Linked DNA regions of Mus musculus: regions 2, 3, 4, 5 and 6 are each linked to region 1. A link is a loop called in an ENCODE intact Hi-C map of the cell type or tissue named here. Cell type or tissue: heart. All regions are shown on one strand. Region 1 has its middle 46 kb from the start of Twist2. Region 2 has its middle 34 kb from the start of Asb1. Region 3 has its middle 10 kb from the start of Gm28380. Region 4 overlaps Traf3ip1 (TRAF3 interacting protein 1). Region 5 has its middle 5.1 kb from the start of Gm46242. Region 6 overlaps Per2 (period circadian clock 2).

What was found. Peaks named below come from ENCODE experiments on the same cell type or tissue, not always from the same donor. Only the 100,000 strongest peaks of a DNase experiment are listed, where the experiment ranks them.
Region 2: a loop joins it to region 1, with 5 times the contacts of the local background. A loop is called at or near these places in 19 of 42 quality-filtered maps.
Region 3: a loop joins it to region 1, with 10 times the contacts of the local background. A loop is called at or near these places in 12 of 42 quality-filtered maps.
Region 4: a loop joins it to region 1, with 8 times the contacts of the local background. A loop is called at or near these places in 16 of 42 quality-filtered maps.
Region 5: a loop joins it to region 1, with 8 times the contacts of the local background. A loop is called at or near these places in 10 of 42 quality-filtered maps.
Region 6: it touches region 1 in a loop (4-fold over the local background); 2 of 42 quality-filtered maps call a loop at or near these places.

What each region holds. Positions count from the first base shown.
Region 1 is chr1:91,752,710-91,757,709 of GRCm38, forward strand. No RefSeq gene overlaps it. Among named protein-coding and RNA genes, the nearest start is that of Twist2, 46 kb to the right of the region's middle. In heart, a CTCF peak has its summit at 2,584 (motif pointing left); no DNase peak of the experiment used is centred here; H3K4me3 peaks cover 355 bases; H3K27ac peaks cover 784 bases; H3K27me3 peaks cover 400 bases.
Region 2 is chr1:91,571,642-91,576,641 of GRCm38, forward strand. No RefSeq gene overlaps it. Among named protein-coding and RNA genes, the nearest start is that of Asb1, 34 kb to the left of the region's middle. In heart, a CTCF peak has its summit at 2,746 (motif pointing right); no DNase peak of the experiment used is centred here; H3K27me3 peaks cover 566 bases.
Region 3 is chr1:91,598,298-91,603,297 of GRCm38, forward strand. No RefSeq gene overlaps it. Among named protein-coding and RNA genes, the nearest start is that of Gm28380, 10 kb to the right of the region's middle. In heart, a CTCF peak has its summit at 2,554 (motif pointing right); DNase peaks (open chromatin) are centred at 2,584 and 2,864; H3K27ac peaks cover 1,071 bases; H3K27me3 peaks cover 699 bases.
Region 4 is chr1:91,521,320-91,526,319 of GRCm38, forward strand. Traf3ip1 (TRAF3 interacting protein 1) reads left to right here. Exons shown (of 15, transcript NM_028718.2): 13 at 1,512-1,588; 14 at 4,560-4,783. Among named protein-coding and RNA genes, the nearest start is that of Asb1, 17 kb to the right of the region's middle. In heart, a CTCF peak has its summit at 2,636 (motif pointing right); a DNase peak (open chromatin) is centred at 2,662.
Region 5 is chr1:91,872,059-91,877,058 of GRCm38, forward strand. No RefSeq gene overlaps it. Among named protein-coding and RNA genes, the nearest start is that of Gm46242, 5.1 kb to the right of the region's middle. In heart, CTCF peaks have their summits at 1,433 (motif pointing right) and 2,812 (motif pointing left); DNase peaks (open chromatin) are centred at 513, 2,773 and 3,463; H3K27ac peaks cover 1,127 bases.
Region 6 is chr1:91,426,452-91,431,451 of GRCm38, forward strand. Per2 (period circadian clock 2) reads right to left here. Exons shown (of 23, transcript NM_011066.3): 15 at 4,527-4,689; 16 at 4,323-4,429; 17 at 2,933-3,097; 18 at 1,288-1,527. Among named protein-coding and RNA genes, the nearest start is that of Gm35591, 14 kb to the right of the region's middle. In heart, a CTCF peak has its summit at 2,364 (motif pointing right); DNase peaks (open chromatin) are centred at 150, 2,360 and 2,990.

The DNA of each region.
Region 1 (5,000 bases):
CTCTCTGTCTCTCTCTCTGTCTCTCTCTGTCTCTCTCTCTCTCTCTCTCTCTCTCTCTCTCTCTCTCTCTCGCCCTTCTAGGGCTCCCATTCACAGCCCTGAAGCCCCTTGAAGTTCTCCAGCACCTTGCTGGCTTGCTTTCGCTAACTTTCTAAATTCTTTTCTTTGTGTTTTCCTCCAGGTAGTTTCCAACACTGTCTTCCAATCCACTGATAGTCTCTCATGCACCTAACAATCCATCATCAAGCCATCCCTGTTGTATCTGATTTCGGACACCACAGTTCTCAGATCTAACGCTCACTTTGTCTCTCGTGTATTTTCTGAGTCTTCGCTTCAGATTTTTGAACATATGGGGCACAGTTATGGTAACTTAATTTCTCCGTCTGTCAGTCCTAACGTCTGTGCCAGCTCTGGTTTTGTGTTTTGTTTGGCTGATTGGTTTTCTCCTCGTTACGGGTCACTTTTTTTTTTTTCCTGTTTCTTTGCCTGACTGGTGGCTTTTGATTGGATGCCAAATACTCTGAATTTCATCTTGTTGGATGCCGTGGGTGACTTTGAACTTCCTTCAAGATGCAATTGAGTTTCCTTCTGTTCTGGAGTCCTCCTTTTGACTTGTTAGCTGGGATCAGCACCTCTTTCATCGAGGGCTCGTATTCCCCCCTGCGGGGGCTAATGCAGAGCACGCTGCCTGCTGCTCCCAAGGCTTCTAGGTTTGTGAGTGGGAACAGACACGACAGAAAGGTCTGTGTGGAAGTCAGGCATGACTCTCTCTCTCCCTCAAGGTGACACGTGGGTAGTTTCTTTACCTGCATCCATTGCTCAGATGGTGGGGAGCTTCTGCCTACCTCATCTCTGGGGTTCTCTCTCCTCTGGGACTCCATGATCGCCCCACATTCTTGACTCTACTTTCGCGGTGGTTAGCGGCCTGGTGGGCTCAGCCTGGTATGGTGTCTTGAAGGCAATGCAGTAAACGGGGTTATTCTGGGACTCACCTTACACCCGCCACCCCACAGTGACTGCTGGCCTTCAATGTGTGCTCTGGGGTTTGGAAACCCATTGTTTCATACATTTAGTCCGTTTCGTTGTTTGTTTCTGTGTAGGGAAAGTCCCCTATGACTCCATGTGGGACAGGGGGAATTGGCAGGGTCTCCAGTTGTTTTGGTCTCCCTGTCTGTACTGGATCTGTCTTGTCTTATTGCCTCAGTACCTGAAATGGCCCAGGCACTTGGTAAATGTCAGGTGCACATAGGCTACATGAATGAACGAGTACATTAATTTAGCCAGGAAGTCCCAGTGCACGTGCAAGATAGCTTCCCAAGCTTCAGGCTGTAACCTGTATCTTCCACACTGATTGGTGCATGGGTCTGTGTCCCATAGACGTATTTACCAAGGTCAGAGTAGCTTTTGAGTCTCTTCTTGCAGCACCCTGAGGCTTAGTAAACTCTGTCTTGCCCACACGAGGCTTTCAGTGAGTGTTCACTTAGTGAGGAACTCACATTCAGACGTTTATAAATGCATATCATAAGTTGGGGCTGAAATATGGACACAACACATTTGTCTTTGAGCTCAGTCGTGTCCAGTCTTTATTTTTAGCCCTGTTTGATGATTGACAGCACTGGGCACAGCTGATCACAGGCAAAAGGATTATGTACCTTTGGGGAATGTACCATCACTAGTGTGTGGGGCATCTATGGGACAAGGAAGGAGAGAGACTGTTAAAACGAGCATGTAAAAAAGCTCTTGAAAATCAATGAAATAAAAGTCCAGTGCATGCTTTGGGGAAGAGCACCAGAGCTAGCAGAAACTCGGTTCCCCCAATGTCACCAAGGCCATGGATAGCATTTTTAGGGCTGTCAGTCACAGAGTCAGGCTGATGGGGTCTGGCAAGCAGCAGATACCAGAATGGCAGCAGGTGTCAGCCTTGAAGGAAGAAATAACATCTCCTGCAGGACGTGGAGGGTATTCCCAACCACAAAAGTGGCTGTGTCATCAAATGAAGACACTGTATCAGGACACAGGACATAACCCCCCAGTGTCCACCAAGGTAGAGGAATAACGTGTTTGAGCAAAAAACATCAATGTTTCTTCCTTTTCTTGTTAACATTGCAGTTTTCAAGTTACCCAGCATTTCAGAAGGTCACACTGAGGTGACATCAAGCCCCAGTAGTGAGTGAGCCATCCCTGCTTCTAGGTCTAAAAATGCCGCAGCTCTGAGCCTGCCTTTGAGAGGCAAGACTGTAAGCTGGTCTGCTGGCCCTGCTTAATTCTTCCTTCCAGCATAGTCAAGTACCTGACTTGAAATCATTGTTTCATTGTTTTGTGAAGTCTGTTGGGTGATTGCAAATATTCTGGTTTTGAATTGTCTCGGTTCTCCAGCCGCCCGTGCCCCCCTACCCCCCCCCCCCCGTGAGTGCTCAACCCTTGAAAAAAACGTGGGAGCTCCCCCACCCCCCTGGAGCCTCCAGGGACAAGACCCTACCAAACTCCGAGGAAAGAACAAAGCCCCCTCCTTGAAGGAGGTGCTCAGCGTCATGCTGGAAGATTCCGGCGAGCATCGCCCCCTTGTGGTCTTGCCGCAGATGAAAGACTTCAAAGGCAAGTGGACAATGTGTTCTCTATTAGGAAAAGGCTCAACAGAACCTCTTCTTTCCACATGTGTGAGCACATGCAGGGGCAAGCCAGAGAGATGCCACGACACAGAGGATGCAGTACTGTCCTCTGCAGTAAGGAAATCACACTAACCACTAACCTCAGATTTTAAAAATGGAATTCCAAAGTCTCAGGGTGTACAAGCTCAGGGGGCAAAAGTCTGAAATGGTCTGATTCAAGAGTAAGGGAGACTGGACCCCAAAGAAGTAGAGTGACTGGCCTAAGATCACACAGCCAACAGTTGGTGGTTTTGTAAGTAGCCTTGCTTATATATGCAACACCTGCCCCCCAACTAGTCTTACTAACACCACTTTCTCTCAGATACCCTGAATTGCTTTTGTTTAGCTAAGGTACTAGTTAGTAGGGGCTACTTGGAGGCTCAGGAGCAGGTGACAAATGCAGGTTTTCTTGTGTTTGTGTTATTAGTTAGTGTGAGGTTAAAATGTTATTTCTATTTTATTGTGATAGAATATAACAGACACACACACACACACACACACACACAATGGTATTTCCCATGCTACCCATTTTTAAGTACACAGTTCAATGCACCGACCACACTCACTCATAATGATGATTTCTGAGGAGCTATCACTACTCAGAAATCTTCCCAGGCTAAGCCCAACTCCATTCGACACAAACCGCTGGTCTCCCGCTCAGCCCCGGAAACCTGCCATCCTACTTTGATATAAAGAACTTTCGGGACATCACACACATGATGCCACATGGTATTTATTTACATCCTCACATTCTGATCTCTTGAGACACTGTCTTAAGTGTGTGTGCTCACTATGAAGTCCATGCTGACCCCAACTTTGCAGTAATCCCCCTGCCTCAGCCTTCAGAGCTCTGGGATTAGCGGCCCGCACACCACCATACCCTGTGATAGTCACTGGCAGCATTTATCATTTGTATATTGCTTATTTCCTGGAATACAGCATCTTCTCCATGTTACAACCTGCACTAGAATTCCTCCCCACTTTAAGCACAAACATTTCGTTATCCTGTAATGACTCCTATTTATTGGCTCCCTATTTGGTCACTGGGTTACTTCTGCAGCAGCAAGCAGGGTGCTGCTGGAGGACCGTGCACCTGCTCAGCGGAGTTCGGTGGCTGGAGAGTTCCACACTTTTGCCTAAAATGGGTCTGTGTCCTTGTGGAGGAGGGTGTTCGACAGGCCTGGGCTTCTCAAGGCATTTTATCATGGCTATCATCTGGGCTTACAGAGATTTGGGGGGTAACCTAAAACATTGCTCCTATCCTGGGCTCTTTTGACTAGGCCATGGCTGGGGCTAAATTCCCAGCCAGATGATATTTGTAATCTAGATTTGAACTCAGAAGGATCGGGAAGCCAGAAGTCCCTGTCTTTAGGGTAGATTTTAAAATGCAGGAAACATGCTGGTTTGTGGGGAAAGGACTCCTAAACTAGCAGGTATCAGGGGGAATTTTCGGGTCTGGTGTGGTTACCGCTGAGGTCGGGAAGCCCAGTGTGACCACAAAACTCGGCATGTTCTGTCACTCTCTGCCTTTCCCCTTTGTTGACTTTTCAGGAAAAATACAAAATGCACTCTCTGTTACTGCTGGGTTTGGGCTGAACTTCCCAGCCCCACTTTCCAGGGAGGCCCAGGGTCCCATGATTGAGGGCTTTGAGAACATCCCCCCTGATTAGCTCTAATCAATGGTGAGCGAGGGTCACGGTGGGTGTCAGTCTTTGCTTGTGCCTGTGTCTGCAGCCTTGGTGTTTGGAACCTTGGTGGACTCAAAAGTGCTCTCTCCCTCCACAGCACTTGTGTAAGCCTGGCCACTTCCCTCAACGCGTAATTACAGCCCAAAGCTAAATTCAATCATGTACCTCCAGCTTGTTCCCTGCCTCCTGGAAAGCTTACTTTTCTGAATCCTGAAAAAAAAAAAAAAAAGCCATTTTTCCACCCAGCCAGCCTGTCTGTGTCCTTCCAGATCTGCCAAATGTCTTCTTCTCTCCAGTTTACAAAGAGGCCAACTCCTCGGTGCTCTGCGCAGCCCAGGCCAGGCTCTGGGGTCACAGGGATCAGGGCAGGAGCCAGCTCCACACGGTGCTGATGTACAGTGTCCGATCCCTGAAAGGCTGCAGTAGACCCTCAGAAGGTTACCTAGAGTTCAGTGGCGTCACTCAAACAGCAAATAGGTGAGCGGCGCCGTAAAACACAACGAGGAAGCTCACAGACCGCAGATTTTCGAGAACTCCAGCAAATAGCTTCGGAAAATGAAAGTGCCATAAAGAGATCTTTCCACGGGGGACCAGGACGTGTTGTGTGAACTGGATGGCGGCACAGAACTCGAAACTTTGATAGCCTTGACCTGTTCTAAGCGAC
Region 2 (5,000 bases), 180 kb before region 1:
GGTCAAGGGGACGATGCTGGTGTTGGTGGATGGTGGGGATAATGGACATAGAGCTGACATTAGGCTGTTTAGGAAGGGAGATGCTCTGAGCCTGGATGGCTAGAGATGATAGTGAGGAAGAGGAGGGTGCCAGGGTGAGGCCTAGATTTTCACTTTGTGCTGCTGGATATCGCATTTTGTTCATGGGGCTAAGAGATGCTAGGAAGCTTGGCTTTAGAGATACTGAATTTGAGACATGGCAAGATACACAGGATAAAATGTGGGATAAGTTAACGAGATGTAGCATTTGGTACTCAGAGGTGGGGTCTGGCTTCTCCCCTTTCATCATTCTTAGGTCATATGACAGCCACATACTTCATTAAACACTAACACAAAATCTTCCGGGGGGGGGGGGGAAGCCATAGCCTTTGCTACCATTTGAATGGGACCCTTTATTCCCTTGTTGCAGAATATTTGTGTCACCCACAGACTCTCACTGAAAACCTGGCTGCCAGCATGATGGTATTAGACAGTGGAGCTCTGGGCACTGACAAAGCCATGAAGTAGACCCCGCTGGATGCGGCTGGTGCTCTAGGACTAGAGCCGTCCAGGTGCCTTGCATCTTCCATTGAGTGAACAAACCACGAGAAGACAGAGCCCATGAATGCAACTCTATCCAGATGCTGAATCTGCCAGCACCGTGGCCTTGGACTAGCACCTTCAGGAACTGTTAGAGGTGGTTCCTGTTGCTCTTACGCCCCCCGACTCTGGCACCCCACTTGTTGGAATTTAGTAACAGCAGGAACAGACACCAATTTCCTTCAGCCACACCCACTTTTCCTTTTCCTCCCAAGCATGAGTCAAGCATCTCCAAACGTCTCTGGAAGACAGTTCCTCTCCGTCTTCGTGCCCATGATACTGAAGTGGCAGCTCTCTATCTGCCTTGTGCCTCGTTGGCAGGGGTGACTCAGGTGGAACACACTCATCCTGAAACCATAACAAGTCACTGGCCTGAAAGTGTTCTCAAGTCCAGCCGAACACATGCAAGAAGTTTCTTGGTTCCTCTTGAGGGCTAAACGGTGGCCCTGCCTCCGAGCCCCTGCTTCCTCTGTCCGCTTGGGCCATCTTGCTCTTTGTGGTGAAGGGTTCCATGCAGGTGTGGAGCGGCTTGACGGCCTCCTTGTCAGCAGAATGTGAAGACTCAAGTTGCCTCTTTTCCCTAAGTGCTAAATCAGTTTGTACTGGGGGTGCTTTGGTTCAGGCTCATTTCTCAGCGGTTTTCTGGGGCGTAGGTGAATCTCTATGGAGGTACTCTGTTAGGACCATGCACACACATCTGTCTGAAAGTCCCTTCTCTCCTTCCTTTTTTCCCACATGTTTGCCTGCCACTGCCTGTGTCTATGCATGCAGTGAGGACAGAGTATGTAGTTCGTGAGCATGCCGGAGGTCAGAGGTCAATGTTGTGTCTTCCTCCACTGCCCTCCACCTTATGTTTTTGAGACAGGGTGGCTCATAAGCCTGGAACTCACTCCTTGGCTAGATTGCCTGGGAAGTGAGCCTCTGAGATCCCACCATCTCTTCCTTTCAACACCGAGACTACAGACTGAGACTGCCTGCATGCCTGCAGTGTTGGCAATCCAAACTCAGCTTCTCATGCCTGTATAGTCAAAGCTTGACTCGTGGAGACATCTCTCCAGCCCGTCTTTGCTGCTTGCTCCTCCTCTCCTCTCCTCTCCTCTCCTCTCCTCTCCTCTCCTCTCCTCTCCTCTCCTCTCCTCTCCTCTCCTCTCCTCTCCTCTCCTCTCCTCTCCTCTCCTCTCCTCTCCTCTCCTCTCCCCTCCTCTCTCTCTCTCTCTCTCTCTCTCTCTCTCTCTCTCTCTCTCTCTCTCTCTTTCTGTGAGCACAGTGTATGTATGTACTGCATGTATGTGTTCATGTATATAAGTATGGACATGCATGTGCCACACACACATGTAAAGGTCAGAGGACAATCCTGTTTGAGACAGCATCTCTTTGTTGCTGTGCCACTCCATATGCCCGGCTGGCTGGCCTGTGAGCTTTAGGGAGTTCTTTCTCTACTGTGGGGTCTGATCAGTGTCACTGGGGTTGAGGACACTTATTACCACACCTGGCTTTGCATGGGTTCTGGGGACTTTAGGCTCTCCCAACTGTGTTCTCTGTGCTTTATCCACTGAGGCATCTCCCCAGCTCCTCTCGTTCTGTGAGATTTTCTCCAGCTGTTTCTCCAGGTACTTCTGTCTTCCCAACTATGTCCAGTCTGCCTGGCAAGTCAGGCACTGGGTCAAATTCATTGATTTTGACTAAGTTCTTCTCACAGGTCCCCTGTGTTTTTGACTTGAGATGTTCTATACCGGCCTTTCCGTCCCACCAAAGTCTACTCAGCTGGAGATGTTTTAAGTTCCCATTACTCCAAAGCCTTCCTCACATCTTCTGCATTTTGGCATCTTCCCAAAAGAGTATCGGGTCTTAAAGTCCCCACTGGCACAGGTTAGTTTTGTCTGCGTCTGAGTTTTCTAGTAATAGACTGCACTGAACCAGCTCTGCCCATCCTGCCTCTCCACACTGATCTCTACAGCCCCGTATTTTAGTCATCGTTTTGTTGTTGCTGTTGGACATTTGTTTTCTAAATGGGATTGTGACCAGTAGATATGAAAATTAAAAGAAAAGGATTTATTTTTATTTTATGTGTATGGTGTTTTGCCTGCATGTTTATCTATGTACCATGTGTATGCAGCGCCCACAGAGGCCAGAAGAGGGCACAGGATCCCTTGGAACTAGATGTTTGTTAGCTGTTCTGTGGGTGCCAGCAAAGGGAACCTCTCTGTAAGAGCAGCCAGTGCTCTTTACTGCTGGGCCATTTTGCCAGCCCAGGTGGTGGTTTCACCCATGTTGTGCACTGAGGTTGTATTTTGTTTTTGAGCTCTGAATGATGTTACCATCCTTCTTAAAATGTTCCCTTCTGCTCACTACAGGCAGTTAGATTAGTGAGGATCAATTAAACCAAGAAGGTAGTGAGCTAACAAGGCAGTCAAGCGCCTCTGTGTCTTGCTCATCCTTTCTTGCTCTCGATGTTCCCTGGTGCCCTAACCTAATCTCTCCATAGCAGAGAGGCATGGGTAGAATTCTAGGTAGCCTTTTCAGACACTTGACTTTCATTCTCTCTTCCTAGGGCAAACTGGCCATCACCTTGAGGAGGGAAGCAACACAGCGTTGTGCTCAGTTTCATGAACTCCATTTGGCTCTAGTGTGCATAGATCTTGGCTGACTTAACAACTCCGAACTCCATTTTGCTCCCTCAGCACTGAGACAGCTTGTGTCTTCCCTGGAAATCGGCTGAACTTTCCCAACTGGCAGGGGAAGAACAGCGTCTTGAATTGATATTGACATAGCCCTTGCCCAGAGCATGTTTGAGAGAATGAATGGGGTGGGTGTCTGGCACCCACATGGCTGTTCTTCTCATTACCTTTGCCTTGTTAGTGCATTTTTGGAGGATGGAATACATCTTCTAGAACATTGGTATTTGGTCCCTACAATCACCACTCAGGCCTAGGGCTCCCTCAGTTCGAGCTTCCTGGAGTCTATGTGTGATCCACGAGACCCTCAACATATGACCACATGGCTCCTGGGTGTCATGCTCTCTTCCTACCCTATGTGAGCATAGTGACCCCCCGATCGAGAATCTGGAAGCTTCTTAGTGCCTACTGTAGGTGTGGACCTAGCTCCCAGGTCTGTGTTCTCACATCTGGTTCCTAGAACTTCTACCAAACGCACCTCACTCCTGACTCCCACCTCAGCCTCCTGGAGCAGGGATGATAATGTGTCCCCCCTTCCTGTTTCCAACAGCCCAGGGCTTCCTTGCTTCTCAGAGCTTTGTGTCTCTGTCTTGTAAATAGAAATGTTGGCATGGCTCTCTCTCTCTCTCTCTCCTCAGACTCCCTGTTGCTGTGGACTGAACCCTGTTCGTTGAAATCTTGGAAGTGCTGTCCGTCAGTGTGTCTGGATTTGGAGATGGGCCCCGAGGGAGTTGAGGAAGCTAAGTGAGATCATTAGGGTGGACCCTGATCCACCGGGCTGGTGACGTAAGAAAAGGAAGAGACACCAGCGGAGAAGCTGGGTGAGGGCAGAATGGGAGTCAACCGCTGAAGCCAGATGATTGCTCTCACAGGTGGCTGGCCGCATGGCATGATGGTCTTGCACTTCCAGCCCCCAGAGCTGTGAGAGAATAGATTCACATTGCACCATTTGCTGAGTGTGAGGGTATGTTGTTAGGGAAGCCTGGACTGCCACCTCTCACTGAGCACTGACCCCACCCTGAGAGAGTTCCTTCTGCTACCCACTTTACCCTATACTGGGGAGACCACACATGCTTCCCCGGTTTATTTTTTTATTAAGAACATGGCTTTGGTTCATGTATGCCAGGTCAGCTCTCTACCAGTAAGCTACACCACCAACCCTCTTTATTAGGCTCAGGGTCTCACTTAGTTATCATGCTGTAGGCAAATCCATGGTAGCACTTGGCTCAGCCCAGTGTAGCCTTGGGCTATATTAGAAAGCAAGCTGAGCAGGCTGTAGAAGGCAGGTCAGTAAAGGGTGTTCCTCTATGGCTTCTGCTTCAGTGTCTGCCCTGAGTTCCTGTCTTGGTTCCCCTAATGAAGGACTGTGATCCAGACATGGAAGCCAAATGGACCCTTTGCTCCCCAGGGAGTGTATGTGTGTGTATACACATGCATACATACATTTATGTGTATACATACACACATATGTACATATGTGCATGTATATGTATATTTACATAGACATGCACATATGTACATATGTATATGTATATATGTATTTATATTTCATATTTAGCATGTATACATCATAGCCCTCTAATCCATATACCCCATACCCTCTACACTCTACCCCCACAATCATGCACACTACAAACATTCATCAAGTCCCATATCCTCCCCAATCCATATCATATGTGCCATATACACAATGTTCTCCATACTCTT
Region 3 (5,000 bases), 150 kb before region 1:
CACGAAGGTTTTCCTTTGAGGGGCTTAGTTCTGTTTTTTTAAAGATTCTTATATGGACATAATTGATTTATTGATCATGAAAAGAGTATTTAAACATGAAACAACTGAGGAAATTATCTAATTTTGGATTAAAAAGGACTTGAGGCTGCGTACCAATTGTCCTCAGATATTTGAAGGTGAAGGGACAGAGTACTTCGGGGGGGGGCGTTGTGTATTCTTGGTCACAGGAAGATCTCTTGGCAAGACGGGGTGGAGGCAGGCCTTCACGGGCAGGGCGGGTGGTCCGTGGTGCGTTTGATGTGATGGTGGTGATGTTGTGAGCTTTCTAACACAGCGGTAAAATTCCAAGACTGCTCGCTCTCAGGGAGGAAAGGCAGCTGGTGGTAGAAGGAACTCTTTTTTTTCTCAGGAAGCTACCAGAGAAAGGAAGAGTAGGTGACAAGCCCAATATCCCTTTAAAAGATGCCTCCATGATGACTTAGCCTCTTCCCCAAAGGCCACACCTCCAAGGGCTTTCATTGTCTCCCAGAAGCGCTACAGGATGGAGGTGGGCAAACCTTAAGCACACGGACTTTCAGGGGACATTCAAAGTCCAAACCATAGCAGTGGTGATGATAGAGAAGGTAAAGGAGGCTGATGATGGTAGAGATGCTTACAGTTTTCATGGAGAGGTTGATGCTGATACAGAGGATTGTGTGGGTGACTTTTTTGTTGTTGTTGTTTTGTTTTGTCTTTTGAGGTAGGGTTTCTCTTTGTAGCTGTCCTAGAACTTGCTCTGTAGATCAGTCTGGCCTTGAGCTCAGAGACCCACCTGCCTCTGCCTCCCGAGCACTGGGATTATAAGTGTGTGCCACCACACCTGGCTTGACAGCTGTGAACTTCAACATCCTTTATATTCACATTATCTTGGCAGGGCATAAACACTAATTTCTTTTAAAATATTTTTATGTATATTCATTTATGTGTACGTAAGGGGGCATGCACATCCCACGGTGCATATGTAGAGGTCAGAGGGCTATTTGTTGGGGTTGGTTTCCTTCTACCACGTGGGGCCCAGGGATGGAACTCCAGTCATCAGGCTTGGTGGCAAGTGCTTTTATGTGCTGCACCATCTTTATGTTCTACAGACATTTGTCCCTATGTCCAGCTTCTACTGGCATGGGCTCTCTGGAAAACGCTCAGCTGTTACCACATTCAGCACTGAATGAGGCTAAGAAAACACGTGGTGTCTGCTGGCCAGAGACAGAGTTGGAACTTGACACAGACCTCCCCAGCCTAGGACTCCATCTCCTTCATCTGGAGTGTTAGCATCTTCCTGTAGACCAAAGACACCTGGGAAAGCGTGACTGTAGCCCCCTGCACTCGGGCTTGGGACCTGAACCATGTGGGGCGAGGAATAACACAGAGGTCAGAGAGTGTTCTGCAGGAAGCTCTGTGCCTTGTGTCCTCTCCTCCCTTAGTGATTTCCCAGGATCCTCTTCTGGCTTTTGTGTCTCTTTTTACTTTTTCCCCAGCTCTGAAATACAGATGCTTCCCTGAACTCTTAGTCCCCAGACTGCTCCACAGGTGCTGTGGTTCTAAGCCTCAGCCTCCAGCTTGACGGAGCATCCTGATGGCCCAACGCTGCAGTTTTGTCTCCGCCTTCTCAGAGCTCCCCTCTTGCAGTCACACTATCCTTCCCCTCCCTGATGCCACCCCCTACCTTGGAACCTTGTTCTGGAGGGACTCTCTGGCCATCACCTGAGCATTGAACCCCAGGTCCTCTGCAGCTTCAGGGCTGTCCTCATGCCCCATGCCCTCTGCATTAGCACCTGGCACTCAGTGTGATTGGTTTCTTACCCTTTGTGTTGCCCCTGTGCTCTGCTCATGACCCTATAGGGCTTCTGCCGTCTTAAGATGGTATCTGATCTCTGCCACTGGTCTCTCCATTACTCTTGGGTTTTTCATATCTTTCCCGCTGGAGTTTACAGTCTGATTCAACACCCAGACTGTGTCCTTGGCTTGGAATGACTTTCCCTTTCCTTCACGGAGAAACTCCACTCCTTCATTCTGGCCCAGGAAGGGCATCAGTCTGCAAGGTATTTGCCCAATTCTCTCTGGGGTGCCACATTCCTGCTTGCCCTTCCCTCTGTTTCTCTGATGGCTGGGACCCTCCTCTTTGCCTCTCCCCCAGGGTCTCTGTGACAGTCTGTAACAACACTAGTGATAGGGCTTTAACAACACTAGTGATGTCCCTTCCTTTTGGTGCTCCGAAGGATGCTCAGGGCACTTGCTGGGTGTAGCAGAGCTGGGATCATCATCATTCAACAAGCATGTGTTGTGAGCCTCTGTCTCCAGCCAAGTGTGCAAGCCCAAAGCCTGCAGGCAAATGGCAGGAGGGTGGTGGGCTAACACACTGCTGGGGACTCTGCACCTTGGGCTTGAGTGAGTGAAGCTTGGCCAAGGGCCTGCAACCCCAGCTGCTCAGGGCAGGGCACACAGGCTGCTCTGCTGCTGCACTGAGGTGTCATGGACACCAGAGGGCTTGGCAAGAGTCAAGTCTCAGCCTGTTGGCAGCAACCACTGTTGAGAGGAGCACGCGGCTCTCTCTGTGTGAGCCCAGGTCTGTGGGGACAGGAGAGGGAGCTGCTGAGCAGCTCCCGGGGTGCCTGCTTTCTCTCATCAAAGGCTCAGCTGGGTAGCAAGGGCACAGGGACTAAGATGGAGGCTGGCTGGGTGAAGCCAGCATCAGTATTAGGCAACAGCCCCAGATCCCTTTGTTTCTATGCTCCTTCCAAAGTGGCAAAAGATCAAGGCCCCAAGCTTGAAATAACAAAAGGGAAATCGCTTGCAGACTGTGCATCTGGAGGCCAGAAGGACTGCGAGAGCTGTGCACAGAGGGATGGGGGAGGGGCAGGGTCTGGACCTGATTCATAAACTTTCCTGAGCTCCCATGGCCTGGCAGTATGGGCCGAGGTTGGCCCGGTATAGCTCCTTCCACTCGCAGTGGGGCACGGTTGCAACACCTTGCCCCTGGGCTTTGGGATCCTGTTGTTGGCTGGGTCTGTGTGCAGTGTCATTGTCAACCTCCCCAGGTCCCAAATGCTTGATTTGGGTCACATCCTGGGGCTGAGGTTAATGAAGATCTACTGCAGATCTCTGCAGCCTAGCTGGTGACATGTATAGACACCTGTCCATGATTACCAGGGGCCTGAGGAAAGCCAGTTTATAGAGCCCTGTGGGCTTGCCTTGCTGACAGACAATAGGGCTTCCTCCTGGGGCAAGGGTGTTATACACAGGGCACCACACCTGGGCCCTGAGTCAGAGTGTGGGCCTCATAAGGACTGACTTCAGTGAACTTAGCCCACCTGCTAGTTTGTCCTGGGGTTAGGACTTTCAGAGGACTTTACCCAGCATCAGGGCTGAAGCATTCTCTGCAGAAGTGGGGAGAGCTGGGGTTTCTTGTCTATACGCCATAGTTTGGATCACTCAGAAGTCAGCCAGCATGACTATGGAGGACATCCAGGTGGCAGCTGACACTCACACATTGCTGTCACTGACAAGAGACTTGGCTTCCAGGCCTGGCACACCTGGTTCCATCCCATGCTTGGCCCAGGTGGGTTTTCTGTCCTTGTCAGAAACAGCTGGGGTTGGGAGCTGATGAATGGGTTGTCTGAGGTCACACAGCTGGCCAATAAGAGCTTCGAATCTAAGCCTCCTGACAACCAACTGTGGCACTTTCCAGAATCCTTGTCTCCTGAGACCTCAAGCAGTCCAAGCCCTTTCTCAGAAAGCCATCTTTCTAAAATGCTGTTTGGGTCCCATCACTTTGCACTTTAAAAGCTGGCAGTAGCCCTGGTCTTTAGAGGTTCTTTTGGAGACTGGGTGACAGTCGACCAGGGTTCTGTAGAAGTTCATGGATCAGCCCTCAGTGAGACATGGCAGAGGCAGGCTGTTCATTGGCCATGTGTGTCTTGTCAGCTGTCCGGGGTCCTGGGTGTGTCTCCTTAGGGCTCAGGCACTGGGTGGACCCTGATTGTACGATATTCTAGCCAGACCACCAGTAGGAGGCGCTGCTGTGGGGGTGAGGGTGGGTGGGTGGGTGGAGAGAGGTGGGGCTTCTCTGACGCTGTTTCAACTATTGCTGGTGAGGATAAGACTGGGCAGGATAAAGCTGCAAGTCAGGCAAGTGGAGGGAGCACTTGCTGAGATTTCTAGGGACACCTGTTTCAGACCCAGACTGCATCCTGCCTCCCTCCCTTAGGTTGGATCTGGCATTCTGAGGCCTCCTTAAGCCTCTATTTTCAGAGCTTTGGGAAGTAGAGCCTCATTTCCTGGTTTATTTTCTCATTTTAGCGGGATTTGCATCAGGGGTTATACACTCCTTAGTCTGCCACAGTGAAACAGAAGTCAACTGACTGTTAATGTCAGGGGAAAGATGCAGTGTAAGTGAGCACCCGTTCAGATGCATTTACACAGTGACTTTTTTAATGGCAAGACAGTGAGGCTGAGTCCGTCTGCTCTGTGGTTCCTGTTGATGCTTGCACGACGGACTTTCTCACTGCAGCAGGGAGAGCCAGGGGGTTAGCAAGAGAGCGGGTGCATCTGATCTGGGAAAGTGGAGCTCTCTGTACAGCAATGGGCACTGGCTTGGGGCTTCCTGTGCAGTAGTTGACTGTAGTGGCATTTGCCCTTCCCCTGCCCAGCATCCTTGGTGGACCATGGTCAGAATCTGGTCAGGGCCTGGAGCTGGGCTGGGGTTTTCCAGTGTAATGTCCCCAGTGTTGCTGTGGCTGGAAGGATATTGTTTCTTGGTCTGGTGCTTGGATTCCTAGGTGCTGATGGTGACGGGCTTCTGCCTAAGATGTAGAGGCTTCCCTCCCACAATGCTCATCTTCTCTCCAGTCTTGTTCCTTATATGGGGTTGGCCTTTCTCAGGAACCCTTTGTTCCCCGTGAGTCCTGACGCTTGGTGTTTGCTTGTCGTAGGCTTCCAGACCTTCTGGAACACACTGATTTGGA
Region 4 (5,000 bases), 230 kb before region 1:
ACACTGTTGCTGCTGCCATGTGGGCCTGGGGGAGCCATAGAACCTGAGATCAGAGTGGACTCCAAGCATAGTGGCATCGTATCTTGTCTTTCCAAGAAACTGTGTCTATACATGCTTATATGCACACATGAACATGAGAATAGAATTTGTTATGTAGCCCAGGCTGTCCAAAACTCTCCATTTTCCTGCCTTAGCTTCCTCAACAATGGAATTCTAGGCATATGCCACATCCAACTCAGTTTTGGTTTTTATTCATGTAATTCTTCCTGTGGCTTTAAGGTTAACTGTCCATAGCCAGCTGCACTGAGAGGTGTACATTTGTTTTGTGGTTGTTGTTATTTGCGGCAGGGTACCATTGTGTGGCTCTGGCTGGCCCAGACTTCACTGTGGAGATCTCCTTTTGATCATTTTCTTGCTTCTGTCTTGTGAATGTTGGGACTATAAGTTTGCACCACCCCACCCAGTGCTGAGGTCTAAGACTTCTCCTTTGTTCTTTCTCCCTATATTCCTCTCCCTGATAGTGCAGGTGAAAATGTGACTGGGGGTGGGGGTGGGGGTGGGGTTGAGGGCTCATAAGAGAGGGCAGCTCATGATAGAATGTTGACTGACATTCTGACACTTCTCTCCATCCCCCTATTATCCACCGCTTCACTCCTCTTCCCGTAATGTTCCTAAGCCTTGGAGGGCGGATGAGGGGTGCGGTGTAGATGTCCCACTTGTGGCTGAGCTTGTGTTGACACTTTGGTTGTGAGTTTGCACATTAACCATCGTCTGTGCATACAGACATACAGACTTAGTGGGTAGTTTGATGCTATGTCCTTTTAGTAGAAAAGAAGTTTTCCTCTGGGGCTGGCAAGCTCCCCAAGCATAAGTTTTGGGCCACATGTACAGGACTATATTGAACTTTCCTTCTGTGCAATGGGTCTCAAACTCAGTCAGAAAGTGGCTGGCTGCCTGCATAACACTGGTGCCACTGTAGCACCCATGGGTGCATCATGCCACACTGGCCATTGTTGAAGTTCACAGGGTTCACAGCTCGGTTACAGTGTTGATAATACCACACCCAGCATCGTACATATTCTTGTAAAACGGTATTTTTAAGAAGATGATTTTTCATAAGTAATTTACACCATGGAGAATTCTAGAAGTTTAGTATTCCTGCCCAATCTAAAAGAGGCATCAGCACTGTGAAACCATTATAATCGCTGTTTGCATGGGTAGTTACATTTTGGGGTGTTAATCACATTCCTTTTTTATTTCCAAACCTCCTATCTGTGACCCTGTGACAAGCCTTTGGGACCCTGTGACAAGCCTCTGGGACCCTGTGACAAGCCTCTGCCAGTAGAAGGTGCTGCTGTGGTTTGTCTTAGCATCCGAGGAAGGCATTTTGATATGGAAAGAGGAGGGATGAGAATTCAGCATTTATCTCATCTTGAGATGAGATCCAAGAGTAATGAGCAGCTCCTGGGGCAGATAAGAAGCCATAGCTGAAACCTACTGATTTTTAACAGGTGGGCTCGTGAAGAAGATCTTGGAGACGAAGAAGGATTATGAGAAATTGCAGCAGTCTCTCAAGCCTGGTGAGAAGGTAAGGAGCAGGCCTGACATGGTCGTTTGAAAAGTCCTTTACATGTTACAGTGTTCATTGATTTAAAATCAGTAATGCAGGTCACGCGCTTCAGTGCCATTCCCCTCATAGCTGAGGCACAGAGAGCTCGCAGCTCTGGTCTGTGGAGTCCCGTTCCCCGGCTCCCTAGGTGGTGTTTGGGTAGCAGCTGTTTGGGAGGCTGCTGTGTCTTCATTGCACAACGTCCCTCTGTCCTGGCCTGCTCATTCTTCCTGGCTGCTGTGACAGTGACAAGCTGACTCTTGGCCCTGGGTCAGTGTGGACTGAGAGCTGGGGATTTGTAGGCCTGCATCTTACTGTGAGTTCTGTGTGTGTCTTGCTCCTAGGGCCTTTCTTACTGGCACATACTGTCCTGTCTGCCGTCAGCCCCCAGGAAGGTCAGAGGCAAACACAGGAAGCTTCCGCAAAAGAAAGGCTAAGTCATACTAAGTAGGAGAATGGGACATTGAAACACGGTGAATGAGTTGGTGACTTCGGTGGTTTCAATGAGAATGTCCCTTGTCAGATCTGACATCTGAGCACTTGGTTGTCAGTTGTCGTTGCTGATGTGTGCAGCCCCTGCAGTGAGATTGCACTTGTTACCTTTTATGCCTTGTAAGGCTGAAAAGTCTGGTAATTTAGCTAAGATCTCTGTGAATTTAAGGCCATCTTGATCTAGAGACTGAATTCTGGAACAGCCAGGGCTACACAGTGAGACCTTGTTTTAAAAAAACAAGCAAATAAACAACAACAACAAACCAAAAACAAAATAAACAATACAAAACTGAGGGAAAGCCCGGTAATTCCCATTCAGATTGTATTAGTTTCCTTTGTTTATTTCTTCGATGACTTTCCACCTGTTGTAGCTTCAAACGCTTCACCTCCGAATGACACACACAGCCTTCTCATGTTGCGTTTTAATTAAGGCAAACAGTCTGCAGCGAGTTCTGTTTAACTGAGTTCCCTATGAGAGGGATTGTGGTCTCTCGGTGATGGGGGTGTCACGGCACAGATTCTTACTTGACCACTAGGTGGCGTGGTGTCACCAGCCATGTCCCAACTCTCAGGGACCGCTCTAGAGCGTGGTCTTTGCTGCTGATGCTCAGTCCCAGACACAAGTTGTTTTTGTTTGTTTGTTTGTTTGTTTTTTGTTTTGTTGTTGATGGTGGTGGTTTCTTTTTGGTTTTGGCTCAGTTCATCTGTGGTTCTTATATTCTTTGAGTTGATTACTTAGGGACATTGTTTCCATTGACATTCTGTGGGGGGTAGGGTGGGAGGACAGAGGGGACATACTTATTGTTGTTTCCTCAGTGACCTTAATAGCAGTGATATCATAGTAGTAGCAGCAGTAGTAATTATATTGCCATGATTTGTTACCTTCACAAAAGCTTAAAGAGGGGTCTGTCAGTTTGGGGGGACTTGGGGTTGCTTTATAAGGAAATAAGGTGATGACTTTTTGTTCTTAAGTGCAGAACACAGTCATAGTGTCTGTCATGTGGCCTGTGCATTCTTACCTTGTCTGCATAGTCATTCAGGGGAAGGAGGCTGGGCCTCAGAGCGAGTGCGTGTGCAGAGCTCCGGGGGCACAGCTGTGGTGGGCTGAGTGTCTGAGGCTGGAAGGGCTGAGTTGGTTCTTGGTGAAAGTGACACTGACATTGTTTCATTCACAAGTCGTAGTAGGGGGCTGGTGAGATGGCTCAGTGGGTAAGAGCACCCGACTACTCTTCCGAAGGTCAGGAGTTCAAATCCCAGCAACCACATGGTGGCTCACAACCATCCGTAACAAGATCTGACTCTCTTCTGGAGTGTCTGAGGACAGCTACAGTGTACTTACATATAATAAATAAATCTTTAAAAAAAAAAAAAACAAGTCGTAGTAGTTAAAAGCAAGGTTGTGGTGGCCAGAGCTGGACTGCACGGTATCTGTGTCTCTGAGAAGGACTGGTGCAGAGGCTGCCTGTGAGATCCAGTTGCTGAAACAGGATCCCGGAGTATGAGACTGGCCCGTGTGGTTTCAACGACGCAATGAAAGACTTCTACTTAAAAAATCATGAGCGAACCCTCCATCTCCTAAGCTATGCTTGGTGCACTCCTGTCATCCCAGCACTCAGGAGGTGGAAACAGAAGGATCGGGAGTTCAAGGTCACCCTTGGCTACATAGCATGTTTGAGGCCAGCTGAGACCCCATCTCAGAACAAAACAAAACCCAGACCTACCAACCAAAGACTGCCATGTGCTTCATACTCGGCCCCTGCCTGTGGGTTGCACCATGGACAGTTGTCGCGAAGGCCTTTATGCTCAAATCTGAGTTGAATGGCTTTTAAATGCAGATGTAATTAGCTTTCTTTGGTGCTTACATGCCTTCTAAGCATGGGTGGGAACCCTGGAAGCTGTGGGCCAAAACACAACTTTCTCCCTTCAAGTTGTTTTCCCCACGTTTTCTGTCACAGAGACAGAAAGCTGAGTAATGCACACATGACCTAGCAAGTGTGCATCAAAGCATTTACTTAGAAAGAATGAAACTTACATTCACACACAAATCAACCGTCGTCAACCCAGTTTCTCCTGCCTGGCACCAGGCATTGCTGATTAAACTGCACTTAGAGCCACTGGTGCTCCTGGACACACTTTCATGTACTCATTTCCATCAGAACGTCACCTTCAGTGACGTGTCTCTGTGTCTCTTGTCCCTCTTCTGATTAGATTGTCTGCTTGCTGCTACTGAGCTTTATGTTCTCTGAATTGTGTTTACTGCACGTGTCTTTGTGCAGTGTATGATTTGCCAATATTTCCTTTGTCATCTCAGCTCCTTTTTAAGGACTCTGCAGGGTAAACTTTGTCGTTTCTGATAAGTTCATCAAGTTTCCCTTCTGTGGGACCTGCTTGGGGTGCTGCCTCTAACCTGTCTAGCATGATCCTAAAGGCATTCTCTTCCTCCCTGCTATATCCAAAGGAGAGATCACTCATCTTTGAGTCAGCATGGAAGAAGGAGAAAGACATCGTTTCCAAGGAGATAGAGAAGCTCCGCGTGTCCATCCAGACCCTGTGTAAGAGTGCGCTTCCCCTGGGAAAGATCATGGACTACATCCAGGAGGACGTGGACGCCATGCAGAATGAGCTGCAGCTGTGGCACAGTGAGAACAGGCAGCATGCCGAAGCCCTGAGCCAGGAGCAGAGGTGGGGGCTTCGGACAGACGGGACGACCGGGTGACGGGGGGTGGGGGGCTGAGTGAGATACTGACAAACTCGGAATTGTAACGGAAAGGAAGAGAATAGCTCCTGGAGACAGGATTATTAGAGAGGTACCTGGTGTTTGTAGAAGCATGTGACTATTAACTTGTAGGCTTTTGTCCTTCAGAACATGTGATTTGACTGAATGAGAATCTCCAAGTCC
Region 5 (5,000 bases), 120 kb after region 1:
GTGGGAGTACTCCATGGTGATCATAGGTGTGAGCCTACGGGACCTGCCACAGAGGCTGCGCTCATGCATGGTCCCATGGGGTGGGTTGTTTCCTCTCTGAGACGGAAGTCTTTCATTCCAGAGTTTATTGGTGGCCTCTGGCCCCTGCTCATGCTTGAATGTCACTTCCCCACAACATCCCTTCACCCACTCTGTTCCCTCCATGGCTGCCTTCTGCCCTGGCTAATACCAGGCTGTGCCTTCCTGTTGGCTGTTGTCCTTGTTCTGTGTTCTACAGCCAGGTTAGCATCTCTTTTGTCCGTGTTCTCCCTCCCACACCAAGGTAAGTGACAGCTGACGATGCTGTCATTTCAATCCAGGGACAATTCCACACTAAGCAAACTCTCCGGCAGCTCACTGAGCCCCTCCCCACGCTCACATAGATGTGAGATCCAGAAGGTGTTTGCTTAAACCCCTGACCTACATTCTCCATCACGCAGTCATCCAACCTGGAAATGGCTGGGCAGCCGCATTGCCAACACAAACAGGGCTGCACTGTGCTGTGCTCTCAGTGGCTCTGCACCCCTCCCACCTTCTCTGCCTGCCTGGGCCACACACCCATCAAGCAGGAGGAGGGCACCTCCACTGTGATACCCTCCCAAGGACTGCAGATCAGGCTGATTCCTTTGCAGTGGGGTCTCTAGGGCCTGGCTCTGCCCTAAACATACACGCAGCTCTCCCGAGATTCCTTGGAAGCACAGGACAGAAAATCTCACGTTTCTCTTCTAGCTTTCAAATGCAAGCTGGGGCTGTAACTAAGGGGTGTGGCTTGGGGCTGAACAGTCTGTAAAGACTCTTCTAAAATAGACAGGAGGCAGCTGGAGGCTTTGCACCTCTGTCTTGTGGCTTTCAGGGGGACCCAGGGCCTGCAAGTCTTAGGTTCTAGTGTGAGAAGAGGTTACTTACCACTGTTCTGATCAGCCTGACTGAGGCCCAGGAAATAAAGAAAAAGCAAATACAAGAACAGGAAACCTGATGGAGAAGCTGTAATACCCCAGAAGCTGATGTGTTTATTATAGAGCATTTGGCAGGGGGGACTATAGCATACAGCTGTCCATGGAAGTGGGTATATTACAGAAAACAAGGAGTCAGGGTTATTATATACAGCTGAAAAGGGAGACAGGTTTTGCTCATCTCAAGAGAAGCAGAGCTGTCTTCGAGCTGTAAACCTCCCTTGGGAGGATGTATGGTGGACATTTTCTGTACACATTATCAGCATCTACACTCAGACCTGAGGAAGACTTTGCCACCTCCACGGGGCTGAGGCATTAGGGGTCCTTGGTATGTGGCTATGTCCATATCAACAGCACACATATACCCAGGATTTCACCTCACTGTTCTGCCCCCCCCCCCCGTAGGGGGCGGTGAGAACAGGTAAGAAAATGCCCAGAGTACAGGGGGTTTCCTACAGGGACCCTGAAATGCTGGGTTTTTCCTCTATAGATATGGCAAGCCCAGGGAAGGGTGGGTTTTGTAACCCTCAGCCCCCTCCCCCAAGGTGTGCACCCACTAGGGAACCTCGGGGGCCTGAAGCCTGTCACTGTTCAGCACTGGCTGTTTCACGGAGCCCTGGGGAAAGGCTCCAGTCAGCTTCTTCCTTTCCCATCTCCATCTGGTACCCAGCTCCGAGCTCTCCTCTACACAGTCCCTGAGACAAGACCATGTGATCTCCCAGCTTCTTCTCAAAACATCCTGGCAGCTCCCTGGCTGGAGACCCAGTGGCACTAAATAGAAATTTATGTGACAGGCCTCAGGGGAAAAGCCCAGAGGAGTTTGTTTAAAAGTAAATTCGTCAAGCCGAGCTGAGTCAGGGTCTGACCTCCAACCTCTGCTGACCCTCCCCAGCAAGGGGGGAGAGAGTCCAGCTACATCAACAAGCCACACCAGGGGATCCCACTGCAGACTTGTATCCCTTTGCCACCAAGAGATTAGCCCTGAGGTGACCGCAGCTACCCACACGTCAGGTCCCTCGGTTGTTACCTGGAGCATCTCCAGTCCTCACTGTCCTCCTTCCTCCAGTCCTCACTGAGCTGCCCCACCTTTGGCTCCCATGCTTTCCCTTATCCTGGTGCCCACCTACTCAGGTAAACCAGGGTCTGCTCAGCCCAACGAGCGGAGACCATTTTTCTTGCTCTGGCTATCAAAGGCAAATCCATGTGTGGCCACACAGACAGGGAGAGTGTCTGCTTATCTGGAGGCAACCGGCCTGTGTAAGCTTCCTTTCAATGCCCCATACCACCCTCTATTGATGTTCCTGGGACCAACAAGCCATGCCAGGACCAGGACTAATGAACCACTAGCATGGAGCACCAAGGAATCCACAGACAGCTGGCTGCTCTCACCTTGAACACTAGAAGGGGATGAGGGATGAAGTAGGTTGGGGTGCTCCTGGCAGAGAAGAGATTGAGGGAGGGGCGCAAGTCTCAGACCTCAGGTGTACACGTAGGTAGGGTTTTCCCGTTCTGCGGTTCTAGGGCTTTAGAGGCCAAGGTTCAGGTCATTGTTTCTCCAAGAACATCTGTCTGCTTGGCCCAAGCCCTCTGCCACAGCCTGGAGTCCTTGGCCCAGCTTTCTTAGCCACCCTTTAATGAAGCCTGGTGCAACAGGTTAGACTGACCCACCCTCACCCAATGCCCATCTTGTCTCCTCGGCCCCTTTTCTTCACCTGCTCTGTGGCAGCCAGAGACCTTGGGCTGTGTGGTCACATGGGCTGTTGACCATCTCAACCACACTGAAATCTCCTCTGCCACCTGGTGGCTAAAGCTCGCAATTGCTGCTGTTCTGTGACTGACCTGGAGCTGACCACTTGGGCAACTCTTAGGTCCTTGGGGAACAACCCAGAGAACTAGTCCCCTTCTGAGTCACAGATGATGAGAAAAGTTGTTATCTGTGAGGCCCTGTGTCCCTGACCCTGACAGAGTCCAACAGGGAAGCAGAGGACCTACCTGAGAAGACCCTCAAGCCCTACCGTTGGGAAGGAGATGTGGATACAGGATCCACAGGGTTCCTAGCCATAGTAACCCCCAAGAGCACCATGAGTACTGTAGTCTTTCAGGATGAAGGGCTCTCCCACAGGCCTGTCTCGCCTGCAGCAAGCCTCCCTGCTGTGTGTACCTGTGGGCACACCCAAGGGCCAGAGTGGCATAATGCCAGCTCCCTCTCCCTTGCTTGCTCTCAGCCATAGTCTTCTGTGGACCAGGGTATGGAAGTACACAGAGGTCCCAGCTCACACATAAACCTCCACACCAGCCCTATCGTCTCCATAGCGATGACCCAGAGTGCAATTGGAGAAGCCTTTCCAAGACCCCAGACTGCACCCTTTCCTGTGTCCCAGGGTTGGGCTGAGGAAGTGGCCAGGGTACATCCCTGGGCTCACTGCCTGGAACTCCACCCCAAGTAGCTAAATGTAGTTACCCCAGAACTCAAGGGCCCTGGAGAGGAACACTAGCCCCACAGCAGGCCCACCCTTTCAACTCCTGAGGCAGGGGCATAAACGCTTGACCCTTTCCCTCATGGACAGTACAGGAGCCCTCGGGCCTGAATCCACCAACACCACAAGCATGCGCTCAGGATTTCCTTCATTATGTTGTTCTTGGCCTGGGTTCATCATGCATAGTGTGGGTTTGCTGGGGACAGTTTCTTTCATGTGCATCATTGTGCTTTGACCTTATTGGCTCCTTCATCCCTTCAGTCCTCCTCCCCTTTCTTCCTCAGACTACTCCCTTCCCATAGTCTCCATCCTCTTCATGTGGCTAGAGATATATAGGTTTACACACACACACATACACACATATATACACACGTGTGTGTGTGTGTGTGTGTGTGTGTGTGTGTGATATTTGTCCTTTTGCATCTGCTTATTTTACTTAACGTGATCTCTGGTTGCATTCTGTTTTTCTAATAAGTGGTATCATTTTGTCCCTCTTCATGGCTGAGTAAAACCCCATGTGTGTATGGACCACATATTCTTTATCCATCCATCTACTGACAGACAAGCTGGTTCCCTGACTCAGCTATTGTGACTAGCGTCTCAAAAAGTGCAAGTGTGGAGGTGTTGCTGTGATGTGCCTACAGTAGATTCCTCCAGGTCTCTACCAGGAGGTAGGTTCTCTGTTTGCTTTAAGGAATCTTCATACTAATTTCCACAGTGGCTGGGCTCATTTATATCCTCACCAACAGTGGCTAAGGACTTAAGGACTTCCTTTTGGCCCCACCAGCATAGAGGGGAATCTTTTGTACGTGTGGAAGCATTCACCTGTGCAAAAAAAATCTATGGCTGGGGCTGGGGCTGGAGCTGGAGCTGGAGAGATGGCTCAGCGGTTAAGAGCACTGACTGTTCTTCCAGAGGTCCTGAGTTCAATTTCCAGCAACCACATGGTGGCTCACAACCATCTGTAATGGGATCCAGTGTGCTCTTCTGGTGTCTGAAAACAGTAGCAGCAATATATATATATATATATATATATATATATATATATATATATATATATAGAGAGAGAGAGAGAGAGAGAGAGAGAGAGAGAGAGAGTGTGTGTGTGTCTATGGTCAGTGAGCTGCGGCAGGATGAGAAGGTAGAATACCTGGCAGAAAGAGAACTCTGAGAGATAATCAGGTACTGGAGTTTTCACCCCAGACACAGAAGAAGATGGTCTCATAAAACAGAGGACCAGGTAACCAGCCACATGGCATGGCTTAGAATAAAATAGATGGGTAATTAAGTCAGGAGCTAGTCAGGGAACAGAGGCAAGGCTGTGTGCCTAGGCATTTATCCATATATAAGAAGCCTGAGTTCTTATTTCATGAACCTGGGTATGGGTAGAAAGGCCCAAGGTTACAGATGGCTTTAACTTAACTACACACCAGCATTTTTAGCTTGATTTCTTCCTTCTTTTCTTTTCTTTTCTTTTCTTTTTTTTTTCTTTTCTTTTTTGTCTTGTTGTTGTTCTGTGTGATAAAGCTAT
Region 6 (5,000 bases), 330 kb before region 1:
TGCTCTTCATTCTGTCTCATTTCCTCCTGCAAACGTTTCCCCTCAGAAGGAAGGGCAGCGGTTGAAGTGCTAAGTAGAGACTGTTGTCAGGACTTCCTGGGAGGTTGTGTGATCCACGGAATGTACACACGGCTGGGTCTGGGGTGTGTGGGAAATGGAACTATGTACACTTGGGTCTGCTCGGGATGGATGGGTGTCCTTTCATTTCCACTGAGGTTCCTGCGTGTGGCAAGACTTTGTGGGGAGGGGGTTGGGAAGACGGTGGGAAGGAAGCCTGGGAAAAGCAGCCCTGGCTGGGGACGTTGCTCAGAAGCAGGACAGCATGCTCGCTGAAGACACAGACAGACAGACAGACAGACAGACAGACAGACCAGCATGCTCCCTGAAGATGGTTCAACCCCTGCCTTCAAAAGTAAGAAAGACAGAAGAAAAGATATGATCTTTAAAAGAGGTCACAGCTTCCTCAGTTCCTTCCAGTGTTTGTGGGGCTGCTCCTGGTGGTGTCTCCTGGGCCTACTAGCTGTGACCCTGGACCAGAGCCCCAGAGCCAGGAGAAGAGCTGCTATCTCTGGCCAGTGCAGCCCCTTGCCCCTGGGATACAAAAGGAGGTTTGTCTTAGGAGCCAGGTGAGTGTGTGGACTGAGCCAGATCCCACTGCAAGTGTGTGGATAGATGGATGGCCAGACTCAAGAACCAGGCCCCTGTAACAGAAAACCTTCAAACCACCCGGGGATTATGGGCCTAAAGAAACGTTTCATATGAGCTAATGGGTTTGGCTGAGGTTTGGATCCACAGGGCAGCCCCAGGCCAGGAGGGTGAGTCCACATGAAGGGGAAAGCCATCCCCCATTCCCAAAGCTGCCTGCTAAAGGTTTCAGGGCACAATGCTCATTCTTTGCAGGTTGAACTTACTCCAGGGTCTTAACTGGGGGTGAGGGTAGCCTCAAAAATCTGCTGAAGCTAGCCTAGCACTCTGCGACTATTTATGGTATTGTTCCCTTGGGAACATGAGGCTGTGTCCTCGAGAGAGTTCCCATGCTGCATGGCCAGCAACGTGGCAGTGGCTACTCCACATGAACACCTCCGACCTGGGCACAGCTCAGTATGTTAGCACCGGATACAGATCTCCCAAGCACAGTGCTAATGCAGGCCTGACAGTCCCCACCTGCCATTCTAGCACTAGGGAGGCTGAGGCAGGAGGATTATGGTGAGTGCCAGGCCAGCATTACCTTAAAAAGAGAACAAAGTGTTTAAAAAACCCGAATGCTCAATTCACGTCAGCGCTCACCTCGATCACTCGCCTGGGCTCGGGACCGCTCCTGGAGATAGTTCTGGCAGTGAGCCTGCAGGGCACTGAGCCTGCTCACCTCCCTGAACCTCTGCAGGAAGCCCTGCTCCTCTCTCTGTGTATGTGCAGCCAGAACTTCCTTGGTGAGGCCCAACTTCTGAAGAGGCCCCTTTTCTTGGCTGAGGCCGCCGGCCGCACCATCCAGGGACTCGGGCCCACTGGCCATATCTTCTACCGTCTCTGCAGCAAGAAGCGGGCTCTGGTCAGCATGTGCTTGTCAAGTGCAACCTACTGTATAGACAACTCACACCCTGTTGACTCATGATGCCCACAACTGGGGGCAACATTCCCCATGCCTGCTTCTGATTTCCAAAGGAGTCCTAGGCAGCAAGCAGCAGGCAGAGACCTGAAGATCTACTTCTACTCTGGGCCTGAAGACATTCCAAAGCTGCCTTCAGCTTTGATATATAAGGGAAAGGGCCAAAGTACTACTACATCTTCCGGATCTCAGGGCCATGCATGGTGGCCACTGTGATATGTGGTCTACAGAGCAGAGAGGTCAGGGCATGCTGGTCAAGCCCTTGGAGATCGACTCTTACAGGTACATTGTTTCTTATCATTTCCTTCTTTCTGGTAACAAACAAGCTTATAATTCTCTGTGCATGCTTGCTTGCTTGCGTACATGTGTATGCATATGTACACATGCAGGCGAAGGGGTCAGAGGTAGGTCCCCACTGAGTGTCCTCCTCCCTTGCTCTCCACCTTACTTTTTGAGATATGGTCTCTCATGGGACCCAGAACTTACCATCTTAGTTAAGTTGACTGAAAGTGAGCCCCAGAAATCCCCATCTCTGCCTCCCTAGTGCTAGAATTACATAGGAGTCCACTGTTCCTGGGTTTTATGTGGGTCCTCATGCTTGCTCAGCAGGCACATCAGCAACTGACTCATCTCCCCAGCATCAAGGCCTCACGAAGAGCACTCAGTCACAGTCACTCTTCTTACTATGTGTTCTGGTTCTTTCCCCTATGTAGAAATGGGGCCTGCGCCTTATGGAACAGGCACTCAGGAAGACAACCACCACCAGGTGGTGCCAGAGCACAGCAGAGAGTAGTACTTGGGCCCTAACTGGCCATATCCCACCTCCGAATTCTCAGTACCCAAAAAACCTTTACCGGGACTTTTCTGATAAGTTTGAATAAGCATAAAAGTTCAAAGTGGAAGTTAGCATTCTCACTTTTCAGTCAGATGTATGTGTGTGTTTGTGTGTACAGCACTTGTGTGTGTGTGTGTGTGTGTGTGTGTGTGAGTGTCTGTACACGTGAGCCAGAAGAGGATGCCAGGTGTTCGTTCGGTTACTTCCCACCTTACTTCTTTGAGAGACAAGGCTGCTCACTGAACATGGGGCTAGGCTGGTGGCCAATAAGCTCTAGAGACCCTCTGGTCTCCACTCTCAAAATTTCTAGACTTACAGGCACGCTCATGACCATGGCCCACTTTTTATGTGGGTGCTGGGGATGTGAACCTGGGTTCTGATGCTTACGTAGAAAGTGCTCTTATCCACCAAACCATCTCCCCAGCCTCCAAAGTTTCCACCTGAAACTCAGGCTGCTGTTGAAATTCCCCAGGGATCTGTGGCGTACATACCTAGCTCGGGCTGTGGCTTTTTGTCGCCCACATGCACGATGGTGCTGCTGTAGCTGCACTGGCTGGTGAGGGACACCACACTCTCGGCCTTGCCTGGCAGCGTCAGGGAGCTCAGGTGAGCACTGACCTCTGTGTGGCTGGTCACCTTGGAGGGCCGCGCTGCCTCTTGATGAGAGAAAAACAGAGGAAAACACATATGCAGGATGAATATCACTGTCCAGTTAAGGAGCCAGAGACACAAGGGACCTATGGGGCCATGCTGGCTGCACCCCTGCCCCAGGGATGCTTGATCCTGTCCACAGGAAAAAGGTGAAGAGGAAATGACGGGAGCAACTTGAACTTCACTCTCAGAGTCCAGGACCTCTGTGTTTGTGGTGTGTGTGTGTGTGTGTGTGTGTGTGTGTGTTTGGGGGGGAACAAAAACATTTCGACCGGTGGTTCTCAACCTGTTGGGGGTGTTGTCAAATGCCTTTCATGGGGGTCACCTCAGATCTTTGGAGAACATAGATATTTACATAATGATCCACAACAGTAGCAAAATTACAGCTATGAAGTAGCAACAAAAATAACTTTGTGGCTGGGGGTCAGCCCAACCTGAGGAGCTGTACTAAGGGCCATAGCACTGGGAAGGTTGAGAGCCACTGCTCTAGATGGCTGTGGGTCACACCAGGGCCCTCTGGAGGGGGTGATCTGGGCTGTCCACCCTGCTCCATGCCCGGCCACTCACTCTCTTGTGCTTCGTTTAATAAACGAGACACTCTATTTCTACTTTAAAATTTTTCTATTACTATAATAATAATTATTACTGTGTGTATGGACTCGTGTGCCAGAAGACAGCTCTATGGATCCAGGTCGGATCTGGGGATCAAACTCAGGCTGTCGACCTGGCACGGCAGCCACCTGACACGCAGAGTCATCTTGCCAGCCTTGTTTTTCTTTTTGTAATTTTCTGAGAGAAAGTCTCATTGTGCCCAGGCTGGCCTCTGCCAGCCAAGTGCTGAGATTGTTGGGCTGAGCTTTCAAATGGAGCATGCTAGTATTCACAGGCAAGGGCTCCTCTAGATAGACTAGGAGGTGTTTGCTCCAGAACCACTGAGGCTAGCACAGTCACAAGAGGGAGTGGCGCTCATGGCTGCCCCCTGGTCACCAGGCAGGCTTCCCAGGTCCCTGTTCTAAAAGCTGGGGTGACTAGACCTTGACCTGCAAGAAGGGTATTTATCAACTTTCTAGCAACTTTGGCCACTTAAAAGCATTGCTGGTGTATCTACAAGCTATGAAAAATTAATTTAGGGGGAAAAAGGGACACCGGAGGGTTTATCAGATGGCTTCTGACCCCATCCTGGAAGATTGAAGGGGTCACAGGTTAGACAGTTCTGAATGGAAAGTGTACCTCCAGAGTGCAGCCCGGGGCTGACTGTGGCCTTCCGGGATGGGATGTTGGCTGGGAACTCGCACTTCCTTTTCAGGGTGGCTGCCTCGCTGCAGCTCTCCAGGTACCTGCACGAGGGTCAGAAGGCATCACGTGGGTGGGTGGGTGGAGGGTGTGAGGAACGAGGACACCAATGGCAGGAAAGATCAGAAGTATCCTGTGTACCTGATGACACTGTCCAGGCAGCTGATCTGCTGGTAGGAGCAAGGAGGCTGGTTCTTATAGGCTAGTTCCTCTGGGAAGCTGGCCTTGGGTAGGCTGGCCCCTGAGCTGTCCCTTTCTATGGTGGTGACAGCTTTCACCTGAGCTGGGGGGCTGCTTTGCATTTCTGGAAAAAAAAAAACACACACACACACATACACAATTTTTTTCATTTACTACCTTTTATCTGTCAAAAGAAATGTTTGCATATATATCTATAAAGCATTTTATTCCACTCAAAGACAGGAGTAAGGAGTCATAATGTACAGATACGAGACCCCAGTGACAGTCTGCATCCAGAATCCCTGTTGGTGGGACAGTTGTGGAACTCTGGAGTGGGAGCTTAGAGTAACCTACCACCCAGGCAAGGCAAGGCCTGCTTCTGTCTGGGCTTAACTGCACATGTTAGGACCATTCTCAGGGCTCAGAGCTCAGGGT